Linked DNA regions of Mus musculus: all the other regions are linked to region 2. Evidence: chromatin contacts called from ENCODE Hi-C data. All regions are on one chromosome and are shown on one strand. The core of a region is the stretch at or near the end of the contact, and the rest is flanking DNA. Distances in the headings are between cores, read along the strand shown. Region 1 holds the start of Calm3 (calmodulin 3). Region 2 holds the start of Kcnn4 (potassium intermediate/small conductance calcium-activated channel, subfamily N, member 4). Region 3 holds the start of Gramd1a (GRAM domain containing 1A).

The links. Hi-C counts contacts between places; a loop is a spot of excess contacts on that map.
Region 1: a map of T-helper 2 cell shows a loop between it and region 2 (6-fold over the local background). The contact joins the promoter of Calm3 here to the promoter of Kcnn4 in region 2. A Hi-C loop is called at or near these places in 2 of 37 maps with a recorded cell type or tissue (T-helper 2 cell and regulatory T cell).
Region 3: a map of regulatory T cell shows a loop between it and region 2 (6-fold over the local background). The contact joins the promoter of Gramd1a here to the promoter of Kcnn4 in region 2. A Hi-C loop is called at or near these places in 2 of 37 maps with a recorded cell type or tissue (T-helper 17 cell and regulatory T cell).

The regions. Positions count from the first base shown.
Region 1 is chr7:16,922,745-16,926,774 of GRCm38, reverse strand. Calm3 (calmodulin 3) reads left to right here and starts at 2,743. Exons shown (of 6, transcript NM_007590.3): 1 at 2,743-2,934. The coding sequence starts at 2,932. It overlaps Gm45972 (predicted gene, 45972), which reads right to left. Exons shown (of 3, transcript NR_165470.1): 3 at 2,257-3,335.
Region 2 is chr7:24,368,303-24,372,050 of GRCm38, reverse strand. Kcnn4 (potassium intermediate/small conductance calcium-activated channel, subfamily N, member 4) reads right to left here and starts at 1,788. Exons shown (of 9, transcript NM_008433.4): 1 at 1,456-1,788. The coding sequence starts at 1,614.
Region 3 is chr7:31,149,711-31,153,743 of GRCm38, reverse strand. It overlaps Gramd1a (GRAM domain containing 1A), which reads left to right and starts at 2,573. Exons shown (of 19, transcript NM_027898.4): 1 at 2,573-2,848. The coding sequence starts at 2,841.

The DNA.
Region 1 (4,030 bases), core at 1,494-3,993, 7.4 Mb after region 2:
CATGGTCTCTGCTTCAGCTCTTACCTCCTGGTTCCTGCCCTGAGTTCCTGCCCTGCCTTTCCTTCAAGAAGAACTTTAGCAAGCCAGGCGTGGTGGCACACACCTTTAATCCCAGCACTGGGGAGGCAGAGGCAGGCAGATTTCTGAGTTCGAGGCCAGCCTGGTCTACAAATTGAGTTCCAGGACAGCCAGGGCTACACAGAGAAACCCTGTCTCAAAAAAACAAAACAACAAAAACAAAAGCAAAGGACTGTAGCCTGTAAGCTAAACAGACTTCTACTGGCTGGCTTTGGGTGTCAACTTGACACAAGCTGGAGTTATTACAGAGAAAGGTGCCTTCCTTGAGAAAAATGCCTCTTTGAAATCCAGCTGTAAGGCATTTTCTCAATTAGTGATCAAGGGTGGAGGGCCCATTGTGGGTGGTGCCATCTCTGGGCTGGTAGTCTTGGGTTCTATAAGAGAGCAGGCTGAGCAAGCCAGGGGAAGCAAGCCAGTAAAGAACATCCCTCCATGGCTTCTGCATCAGCTCCTGCTTCCTGACCTGCTTGAGTTCCAGTCCTGACTTCCTTTGGTGATGAACAGCAGTATGGAAGTGTAAGCCGAATAAACCCTTTCCTCCCCAACTTGCTTCTTGGTCATGACGTTTGTGCAGGAATAGAAACCCTGACTAAGACAGACCCTTTCTTCCCCCAAGCTGGTTTTAGAAATGGCCTCTATTACAGAAATAGAAACCAAACTAAGATACCCTGACTCAAAAAAAGAGAGAACACATTTTAATGTCATTAAGTCTGTGGTTCTCAACTTTCCTAATGCTGCAAAAACCCCATACAAGTACTGGGGACTCCAAATCATAAAATTATTTCATTGTGGGCTGGAGATACTGTTCTGAGATTAAGAGCACTGACTGCTCTTCTGGAGGTCCTGAGTTCAATTCCCAGCACCCACATGGTGGCTCACAACCATCTGTAATGGGATCTGGTGCCTTCTTCTGGCCTGCAGGCATACATGCAGACAGAGCACTGTGTGTAATAAATAAATAAAAATCTTTTAAAAAATTGTTTGATTACTAGTTCAAACCTGTAATTTTGCTACTGTTATGAGTCATTATGTAAATATCTGATATGCAAGATATCTGATATGCAAGCCACAAGGGGGTCAAGACCTACAGGTTGTAAATCTCAGTTTACAGGTTGCAGACATTTAAACCAATGTCAACAAGATCCTCCCTCCTCTCTGCCTCTGCTCTATCAGTTTTATTTCCTTCTGCACTAGACACATTTTCTTTCCTGAGAGCAGATTTAAGAGATGTCCACAGGCGGCATTTACAGAAAGACTATATTCTCCCAGTCTCTCCCTCCCCACCAAAAAAAAAAAAAAAAAGTTTTCTGACCCTAGAAGTTCTCTCTCTCTCTCTCTCCCCCCACCCCCCTTCTCTGTCAGTTCTTGCCCTGGAGTGTCGATGCATGCCTTTGATTCTGAAGGCCAACCAGGGCTCAGGGCTACACAGTCTCAATAAATAAATAAATAAATAAATAAATAAATAAATAAAGGAAGGAAGAAAATGCCAACTCCCATCCTATACGAGGGCTCTGTACAGTAATGTACAGTATATACACTATGGTATACAATACAGTTGTCTCAGGTGCCCTTAGCAACAGTTCTTTTTCTTTCTGTGCCTGGAATCCCTAGAATAAGAAGTGAGTCACACTGTCTAGGTGACAAGAGAATGGTTGAGAAGTGTGATGTCACCAGCACAGCCCGGCACCAGATCTGTGCAGACAGCAGTGCCCAATTCATGTTTAATTGGCTGAATGAGTGAATGAATGAATGAATGAATGAAAACATTCTGCATCCAGAGATTGTTCTGGGTACAGATCCTGAGATCAAGAGTCAAGTCCAGATCCCCACATGTTGCTTTTGTGCGTGTTTTAGATTTGTGTTTGTTTGTTTGTTTGAACTTATTTATACAGCGCGCATGTGGAAGTCCGAGGACAATTCTTTGTGGAAGTCTGTTCTCCAAACCACCACGTGAGTTCCGGTGATCGAACTCACAGTTTCTAGCTTGCCTGCAAGCGCCTTCACCCACTCAGCCATCCCAGCAAATTGTACGCGTAGAGGGTGGAACCTTCAGGAGACCAGCGGAACCTTGAAGAGCCAACCACTGTGAAGAGCCGGTTCAGGCCAGGCTCCTAGACCCCACGATTTTGGATTAAACCATCTTGTATCTGCTCAAAGGGAGAGAGAAGAAAGTCCTTCTGCTTCTTCCCCCAACCCATTTTTATTTCCGAGCCATAGAGACAACGTATTTGCTTCTCCAACATCCACCCTGTTTCCGTCTTAGCCCCTCTATTCCTCGCGGCTCCACAGAGCCACACAGGTCGTGCTGCCCCCCGCACACCGCGCGGTGGCTCGCCCCAGTTTGACGCATTGCAGGGAAGGCCGGACCAATCGGAGTTGCGTTCTCATTTCCGCCACGAGGCGGGTCCAATAGCGGCGTGGCTCACACAGAGACGTGTCACTCTCCGTAAACCGGTGCCCTTCCGCCAGAGAGGAAAGCGGAGCGGATGCAAGGGGCCGAGAGCGCCGAGAGCGAAAGTAGTCCCCGCGGTGGGGAACGCGCGTGCGCGTGCCCGTGCGGCAGCAGATTCGCTGGGCTCTGTGGAAGGGGCGAGCCGCACGAGCCTGACGCGAAGGGATCCGTAGGAAGCCGCAGTGCAGCGGGAGCGCGCGAGCCGTCTGGGGCGGGGCCGGGCGAGGCGGGGCGCGCGCGGCGGCCGTTGAGGGACCGTTGGGGCGGGCGGCGGCGGCGGTGGCGCGCGCTGCGGGCAAAGAGTGTGGAGGCGCGGACGCGCGGCGGAGCTCGAGCTGCTGCAGCTGCTGCCGCCGCCAGAGTAACCTCGATCCCCGAGCTCCGGATACCGGTGCCTCGCCATGGTGAGTGAGGCGGCTGAAGTCGGGTGGAGACCCCCCCATCCCGGAGATGGCGAGCGAACCCTGGGAGGGAGAGGCCGGGCCCCTCGGGACCTCCCATGCGGCCCTTGGGACTTCTAGAAGCGGTTTTAGCAGCAGATGGAATTGGTAGGACCCCCAAACAGACAGTCTGAGGCTTCAAATGAGGAGCTCCAGGACATCCCCACCCCCGCCACCTCCCAGGCAGCATTCGGATCCCTCTCCGGGCGATTGGTTTTAGAATCACATCTACCCGGTCCCCGGGAGGAGGAAATAGGAAACGCCGGCGATGAAGGCTTTGGGTCCTGGAGGAATGCAGGAGGCTGCTCCTAGAGGGGTGGCTGTGGGTAGCGGAGAGGGGGACCGGTCGGTTCCTAGGGAGTGTTCTGCAGAGAGGATAGATGGGGATCCTGGGTCACTTGTGCACTGTAGACCCCGGTGGGGGAGGGGTCTCCAAGGACAAGCATTGCCAAGAGGAGGAGGAAGAGGAGAAGGGTCAGGTGCAGGCTGAGGTAAGGAGGAGCCCGAGGTGGGTGGCAGCAGAGGCTAGAAGATGCTCTTGGAGCCTGTGAGGACCCAGAAGGGGACTGAGGAGAGTTGGGGGTCGCAGAAATGTTTTTAAAGGAGTGGGGATGTGATCACGGGTAGTGTGGGGAACCAGGGAGCCTTGTGGAGAACTTGGTTGGGGGTAGCTAGGAAGGATTCTGAGGTCTAGGTTGTTGCACTAGAAAGAGAGGTTGGGGTTTGTAAGGCGTGTTTTGTTTGGGTCAGAGAAAAAACGGGGTTTCCAAGGTGAGGGCTAGGGAAGGACTTGAGTTTGGGTGGTGGGGGTGAGGTTGGACAGCCTTCTAGAGAAGTGTAGGAGACAATGAATGGTGGCTGAGGTAGGACTAGGTTTAGAGGTGGGTGTCTCCGGGGAAAGGTCCCGACACAAAGGCTGATGACTCGGGCTTGGTCATGGGCTGCAGCAGAGGACCTGAAGGAGTAGCTGTGTGCTCCCTTTGCCTTGGCAAGAATGGGGCTGGGCCAGGCTGAAGGCACTGAGGCAGTGGGAGCAGGTGGGCGGAGTTGTTCAGGGCCC
Region 2 (3,748 bases), core at 539-3,038:
ACCTTGTTTGGATTTATTTCAGTTTTTGAGATAAGGTCTGTGTAGCCCAGGCTAGCCTCCAACTCAGTATGTAGCTTAGGCTGGGCTTAACCTTCTGATTCTCTTGCCTGCCGCCCCCCCCCAGCCTCCCTCCCCTGACTTCTCTAGTGCTTGGATCCATTGCCTGGTGAGATTTTTTGAGGCTCTTCCTGCAGACTCTTGAGCCTGAACCCCAAGTCTCCTCTTCCACAGGGATGAAGGATTTCAAACCACAGTAGACCACTATCTGGTGAGTGGTGCCTTCTGGGGGTAATGGCACTTCTGTATGGTAAGGGTGGGGTGAAGGCTCCACTCCCCACAGTCTCCTCTGTCAGTTACTTCAGAGCACTGCCTGGTGGCACTGGGTAAATGGCAGTGGCTAGATAAGGAGCAAGGAGACGCCTAATGACAACGTCTTTCTCCCTTGCCAGCCCTCCCTTCACCAGAGCTAGGCTATCAAGGATCAGCCTTGTATGGGCCTCAACAAGGCCCAGACCCCCAGTGGTCTGTCTGATAACACTTACCCAAAGGCTAACACTGAGAACTGTCTCCCATGTGTGCGTACGTGTGTGTGCGTGTGTGTGTGTGTGTGTGTGTGTGTGTGTGTGTGTGTGTAGGTTGGGGGGAGCTGGGGGGAGGACGATATCACACTAGCTCAGGTTTCAGGGGTACAGACCCCCCATCTACCTCCATCACATCCAGGGGTCCAGACCCAGCCTTCTTCTCTTAGACCTTAAGAAGTGTAAGACCTCAGTTCTCCTCCCTTAGACCCAGGAGTCCAGACCAGCTCTCTTCTCCCACACCCAGGGGTGCAGACCCCAACCTTTCTCCCTCACACCCCAGCTCTCCTCTCTTCTTCACACCCCGGGGTGGAAGATGCCAGCCTTCCTCCCTCATGCCCAGGAGTATAAGATCTCCTAGCTTTGCTCTCTAACACTCAGGGGTGTAAGACCCCAGTCCCCTTCCCTCACACTCAGGGGTGCAGACTCCAGCTCTCTTCCCTCAGATCCAGGGGATCAGACCCCAGCCCTCCTCCCTCAGACCCAGGGGTCCAGACCCTAGCCCTCCTCCCTCAGACCCAGGGGATCAGACCCCAGCCCTCCTCCCTCAGACCCAGGGGTCCAGACCCCAGCCCTCCTCCCTCACACCCAGGGGTGCAGACCCCAGCCCTCCTCCCTCACACCCAGGGGTGCAGACCCCAGCTCTCTTCCCTCAGACCCAGGGGTGCAGACCCCAGCCCTCTTCCCTCAGACCCAGGGGTGCAGACCCCAGCCCTCCTCCCTCACACCCAGGGGTGCAGACCCCAGCTCTCTTCCCTCAGACCCAGGGGTGCAGACCCCAGCCCTCCTCCCTCAGACCCAGGGGTGCAGACCCCAGCCCTCCTCCCTCACACCAGGCTCCCCGTCCCTTCCCTGCTCGGTGGAAGGCCCCACTCACCTTGCAGCCCAGGAACCACAACATCTCAGCGTGCAGAACCATGAGTCCGATGCCAGTTCCCGCCAGCACCAACGCCCAGCCGGCCACCCTCTTCTCCTGCTCCAGCAGGCGCTTTCTCCGTCTCAGGGCCCCCAGGCCAGTCACCAGCTCCCCGCCCATGGCCCCTGAGGTCTTGGGGCTCAGCCAGCTTCCTGCCCAGGGTCCCCCACCTCTCAGTACGCAAATGGCAGCCAGCTTGGCTTCCAGGCCAGCGGCCTGTTCTGCTCACTCTGGGACTTTTGCTGGAAGGCACAGCCTAGCCCTGTGCCCTCTGGGGAGTGGTAACTGCAGCAGGCAGGGCAGGGCGGGGAGGGACGGGGAGGTCCCTGGGTAGGGGGAGGCTGGCTATCCCATTCCCTTCTAAGACTAAGGAGGGGCTGGGGTGTGTCTTGTGGTCCCGGGCAAGGAAGAAGAGTTCATCCACGTGGGCAAAGACACACTGACACAATAGGTTGTGACTCTCCAACCGTTTGCACTCTGTGGTACACACCTAAAACCCCCACCACACCCAGACACCACAGAGCACCCTATGACAGACCGGAGACGGAGCCCAACACACCAGCACACACCACACAACCTCCACAGAAGTGACTCACACTCCTGAAAGTTCAGAAACCCACAGCCACACCCAGACACCACACACACACATGGTGTGACACACGCCAGCACTTAGCAGGGCAGCAGCGTCCCATTGCACACGGGGCCACCCAAAGGTTGAGCTCACGCAGTCACACATTCAAAGTGGGGCGGGGGAGGGGCTGGAAAGTCAGGCACAGCGAGTGAAAGTGAGCGCTCCTCTCCAGAGGAGTATAACTTCCGTTTCTAGCACCTACTTGCTGGGTGGGTGGCTTGAAACCACCTGTAACTTCAACTCCAGGAGATGACGCCCTTTTCCTGGTTTTTGGGAGCCCCTGACACATGTGGCTGATATTCACATACATGCATGCGCATAAAAAAAAATAAATCTTAAATGATAATTTTTAAGTGGGACCAGGGATGGAGTGCAGCTGTTAGTGGGCTCCTTTGAATCACAGACTCTCTGAGGTAGATCCCAGCATGGCATAAAGTGGGCAATGGTGCATGCCTGACTCTTGGTACTAGGAAACTGGGGCCAGGAGGATCAGCAGGTCTCAATCATTGTCAACTATGAGTTCAAGGTCTGCCTGGGCCACATGAGACCCTGTTTCCAAAACCAAAACCAAGTAAAACACTATAATATTCTACGATACAAAGAGCTAAGCATCAACGACCACACGGGACATGTACCAGGAGCCACACAAATACACAGCAGGTCTGAGCACACCAATTTGTAAGAATCACCAGGCACAACACACATGCGTCAACAGACACACAAGGGGGTGTGAATGTGAAACACAGAGAGATGCCCCATATGTGTAAACACCTGTGGTGGCAGACACTGTCATCCAGCGCCCAGAAAACAGGAAATGCACACTAGCTCACATCATTGTGTGTGGGACTCACACACACACACACACACACACACACCTGACATTGATCCTGACATACACTGGTGCACTTGACACTCTGCATACCTTAGCACAGAGAACAGTCAATGGAAGTGTGCAAGCAACGCCTACCCAGCGTTGGACATTCTAGGACATTCTAGCCACACAGGACACAGTCCAGGATGATATGAACCCTTTGGAGGGGATGGGGTTGGATTCGGACCCACAAGAACACCAACGTCCAGATTAGCACACCATCAATCCAACATCACGCACAATACACATACCCGTTATACTCCCATGTGCATGGCCACACAAACACCACACTCAGGGAAGAGAAAGGCCCTCAGCGTGGGCATATATCCTGATATAAGTAACAGAGCTATTTCACTGAGTCAGACTGGGTGTTACATGCACATTTACACACACACACACACACACACACACACACACACACACACACGCCACGAATGCATGCTCAAGCACAAATAAGACTAAAATAAAACAAGTAGTTAAAAAAAAAAAACCGTAGGTGCACAGGCACATACCTGCAACCCCAGCCCTGAGTGGGGAGATGATGTAGTCAGATGGGTGGAGCCATTCTAATCGAATCAGTGAGTTCCTGTTGGTGTGAAAGACGAAGTTTCCAAAAAATGAGGTGCAGGACTAGTGACAAGACTCATGGGGTTTAAGGGCACTAACTGAGTTCAAATCCCAGAGCCTGTATGGTGGAAGGAGAGAACAGACCCCTGCAGGTTGTCCTCTGACTTTCTTGTGTGTATCATGGC
Region 3 (4,033 bases), core at 1,324-3,823, 6.8 Mb before region 2:
TTCAAAGAAAACCAACTTCTAGCCCAGGGAGACTGAAAACAAGAGGTTCAAGGACAAAGTATCAGCAAAGGAAAGAACCCGACAGACTGACCTTAAATAGAAAGAACTGTGTGCTGGGGTTTCTCCCCAGCTATGGATGCTGAGAAGGACCAAATGTTTAGGAAGCACAGCTCTGCCAGCACCAAAAAAGTCTCAGAAACAAGGATGATCAAGTGGGAGAGTCAAACTGTAGAAGGATACAATGGGAACTAGTTGTATCTTTCAACGATACTGAATACTGAGGCTGGCTTGTTGACTCCTGTGTTGTAGCAAAACCGCACAGGAGTGATCCACACAGACTTCAGGGCAATAGACAGGCAGAGACAAGAGGAGTAGGCACTTGGGCCTTTGGTGGTAAACGTTATAGTTTATCTGTTTTTAAAGGTGTATTTTTTAAATGCATCCTCATGAGCACCTGTGCACGTGCATGTGAGTGCCTGCAGAGGCCAGAGGAGGATACTGGATCCCCTGGCGCTGGAGGAAATGCTTACTGGGAACCTAACTCAGGTCCGTGGCCAAAGCAGAACAGTCCTTAAGCACCAAGCCAGCTCTTCAGCCCTGTTTGGTTTTTGAGACAGGCTCATGCTTTATTGTCTAGGCTCAGACTCATGGTCCTCCAGCTTCAGCCTCCAGAGGGCTGGAACAACAGGGTGTAACACCACGTGGGACTTAACACTAAGGGACTTAGTTAGCCCTTCCCCTCCCTCCTCTCTCTCCTCCTCTCTCTTTCTCTTTCTCTCTCCTTCCTTCCTTCCTTCCTTCTAGACTGTTTCCTGCATTACCTTGGCAAGTCCAAACTCTCTTTGTAGACCAAGCGGGACTAAAACTCACAGCAATCCTCCTGCCTCTGCCTCCCAAAGTCCTCTAATACCACATAAGCTTAACAGCTTAATTCATCTAAAACAAACAAACAAACAAAAATCCAACTAAAATGACCAACCACCCACAGAAGTCCTGAGTGATTTTTTGATATGCAAATTTGAGCACAATGGCCTTCCACTTAAATACTTTAATGACTTTCCATTGTCCTTAGAAACAATTCAGAACCTTTAACGAAATTAATGAGGCTTTTTATGCATACTGAACCTCTTATGTCTTATGGTGAGGACACAGATGGCCATTATACACTTTTATTTGAAATGAATATTCACTAAGTAAAAATGTAAAAATTTGTGCGGTTGGTGGTTCCTGCCTGTAATCCCAGCATTTAGGAGGCTGAGGCAAGTTCATAAATTCGAGCCCTGACTCAGCTACATACTGAGGTTTGAGGCCAGCCCAGGCTATATAATGATATCCAACCCACCCAAGCCCTCACCACCGAAGTAAATGTCTTTCTAAGAGTAAACAAGCTACGGACGTATAAAAAGAGCAACACAGAAAGATGGAAGGCAGCCATGCAAGAAGAGCGAGCTTCCTCCTGTGGAAGGGATAGCAGTGCAAAGGTCCTGAGGCCGGAGGCAGGTGGGATGAGCAGGGGGGTAGATTGACACCTGGGATAATCAACCAGGAGGCTAAGGAGGAACCAGTTAGACAGACAGGTGGAAGGGGCCCAATCAGGAGGGCTCTGGACACCAAGATGAGCACTTTTTTTTTTAAAACAAGGAATGAGGTGGAGCCAGGGTAGGGCTTGAAGCCAAGAGGCCTCTGGCCAGACTTGGCGATTCACAGGCTAGAGCTCTGGCTGTAAGTGGTAACAGAGCGGGATAGGAATGGAAACCAAACAAGGTGGGACTGGGCCTACTGTAGCTGGACAAGAGGCTGAAGGCCGAAGAGGGGTGGGGAGAAATCCCTGGGCTGGGTCCCAAAGCCAGAGGCTCGTTCACATTGTGTTCTCCAACAAGGACGACAACCACGCCTGGCTTGCAGAGGTGGGTGCAGGGCTGGCTGGCACAAGAACTCGTCCTACACTGCAATGTATGGTCATTTCCCGTCCTGAGGCTCGGCAGGCTTCCCAGTATCAAAAACGCTGATGAGCCCTGCCCCTGTGCTGTTCTGGGGGAAACCCCTTGCCTGGGAGCAGGGGGCTCCCCAGGCCTGAGGGACTTGCCCAAGCGCACACAGCACTGCTAGGAGCCGGGTGGGCTGGAATCTGACGTGGTCTGCACGATTAGGCTGGGGAAGTCTCCATACACACGCGCGCGCGGAAAAGTGAACGCTTCTAAGGCAGGAACTGAGGTTCTGAGGCTGGGTGGGGAGAACGGGAAGAGGCTTTCCACCCTCCAGCTGTGGTTCCCCGACCCCACCCCCAGACTTCCGCCCCAGGCCAGTTCTTCCCAGCATCAGCCTGTCACCCACCTCCATCCCACTTCTCAGAGACTCTTCTGGGTCCAGGGGAGAAGCCCAGGGTGTTTAAACTTGTTTGCTCATTTGTTTTGAAGACAAATTCTCACTCTGCATTCCAGTGGCCTGGAATTCATTATGTAGCCCAAGCTGGCCTCGAACTCATGCCAATCCTCCTGTCTCAGCCTCTGGGATGTGAGGCGTGCGCTATCACGCCCCGCCCAGGCTGCTCATTTTAAATAAAAATTTTCTTCTGTCTCCCAGCCGGACTCTTTCCCCAGCCATCCTAGGCCTAGGCCCGCGCTCGCGTCCATGTCCCCCTCCCGGCGGGGGCGGCGCCGTGACGCGCGGGGCGGGAGCAGGAAGGGGGTGTCGCTGACGCCGAGGCGGCCTCCGGCGGCTCCGGCCTTTTGTGCGGGTGGCAGGGTCCGGTGGAGGCGGCGGCCGAGGCAGGCGAGGCCCGGGAGGCCCATCTCAGAGCAGCCGGCCGGGTCCTGCCCTGCAGCCGGGGCGCCGCATCCATGTTCGAGTAAGCACCGGGCCTCGGGGTGGGAAGCGGGGACGGTGGTGCGATCGGGCTGCGGCAGAGGGCCGGAGCTGGGTTTCCAAGCTGGTGCATGTAGGAGCGACCCCGCTGGGGACCAGAAGGGGTACACGTGAGGGATTGCAACCTGGCGGCGAGACCCAAGATTGGGGCGTCACTACCGGCCTGGGACGCATATGGGCAGCGGGGAGCTCCTCTAGGCCCTGATCGTCCCCCTACGGGGAGCCCTGACCCAACACCCAGATGAAAGGGCCGCGAGCAGCCCCACCCCCCATCCCCATTACTGGGCAGGCCCCGCAGATCCTCCGGTCGGTGGTCCCCGTTTGTCGTGGGGGCTGGGGAAAAGGAGCTTCTTTGAGCCTGAGATCTCGGCGGGGTGGGGGTCGGGTGTGTTCTGCCCCCCTCCCGCCCCCGCCACTCCTGCCTGGTCACCTGTGCCTGCGGGTTTCCGTTTGTGATTGTGCTCAGCGTGGTGTGTGTGTGTGTGTGTGTGTATGTGTGTGTGTGTGTGTGTGTGTAACAGCTGGGATTCTTTGGGGCAATGTTGTGTGGCTGTCTGTATGTTATCTATCATCTTCTGTGTGATGGCTACCACCCAGGTCGAGTGCATCTGGTGCTCTTGGACCCACTGTGGTTGTGTGTGAGACGTGTCTCATTTTCTTTGTGGCACCGTGTGCAAATCACACATTCTGAGCTTGTGCCTCATTGTGACTTGTACAGCATTCCGCTTCAGTCTCTTGGCTGACTGTACCTATAATTCACCATGAATTACGTCTGTGAGTTACCTCCGTGAGCTCTCATTGTGATTTGAGTATGTGTGCATGTGGTTGGGGCTCAGCTGCTGTGCGCCTGACATCCACATTTGGATGTCTTTTGGTTCCGTGAACAAGTAGAAATTGCATGTGTCTACCGGTGACAGTGTGGTGTCACTGGGCCCTGTGGGTGGCTCACTTACCTCTGATTCCGTCTGTGGGAAAGTCCCAGTGTATCCAAATGTGGCATTGTTGCATGCCTTGGGTGTGTGTGGGAGATTGTCTCTGTCTCTCAGACCCTTTGTGGCTTTGTCTGTTGAAAGAGACAGAGACCCCTTGTGGTTTTCTCAGCTGAGAACCCTCCCTCCTGGGATGTTGGGTGTAAACTTAACTGCTTTGCAAAGCCTGCCCCTCCTCA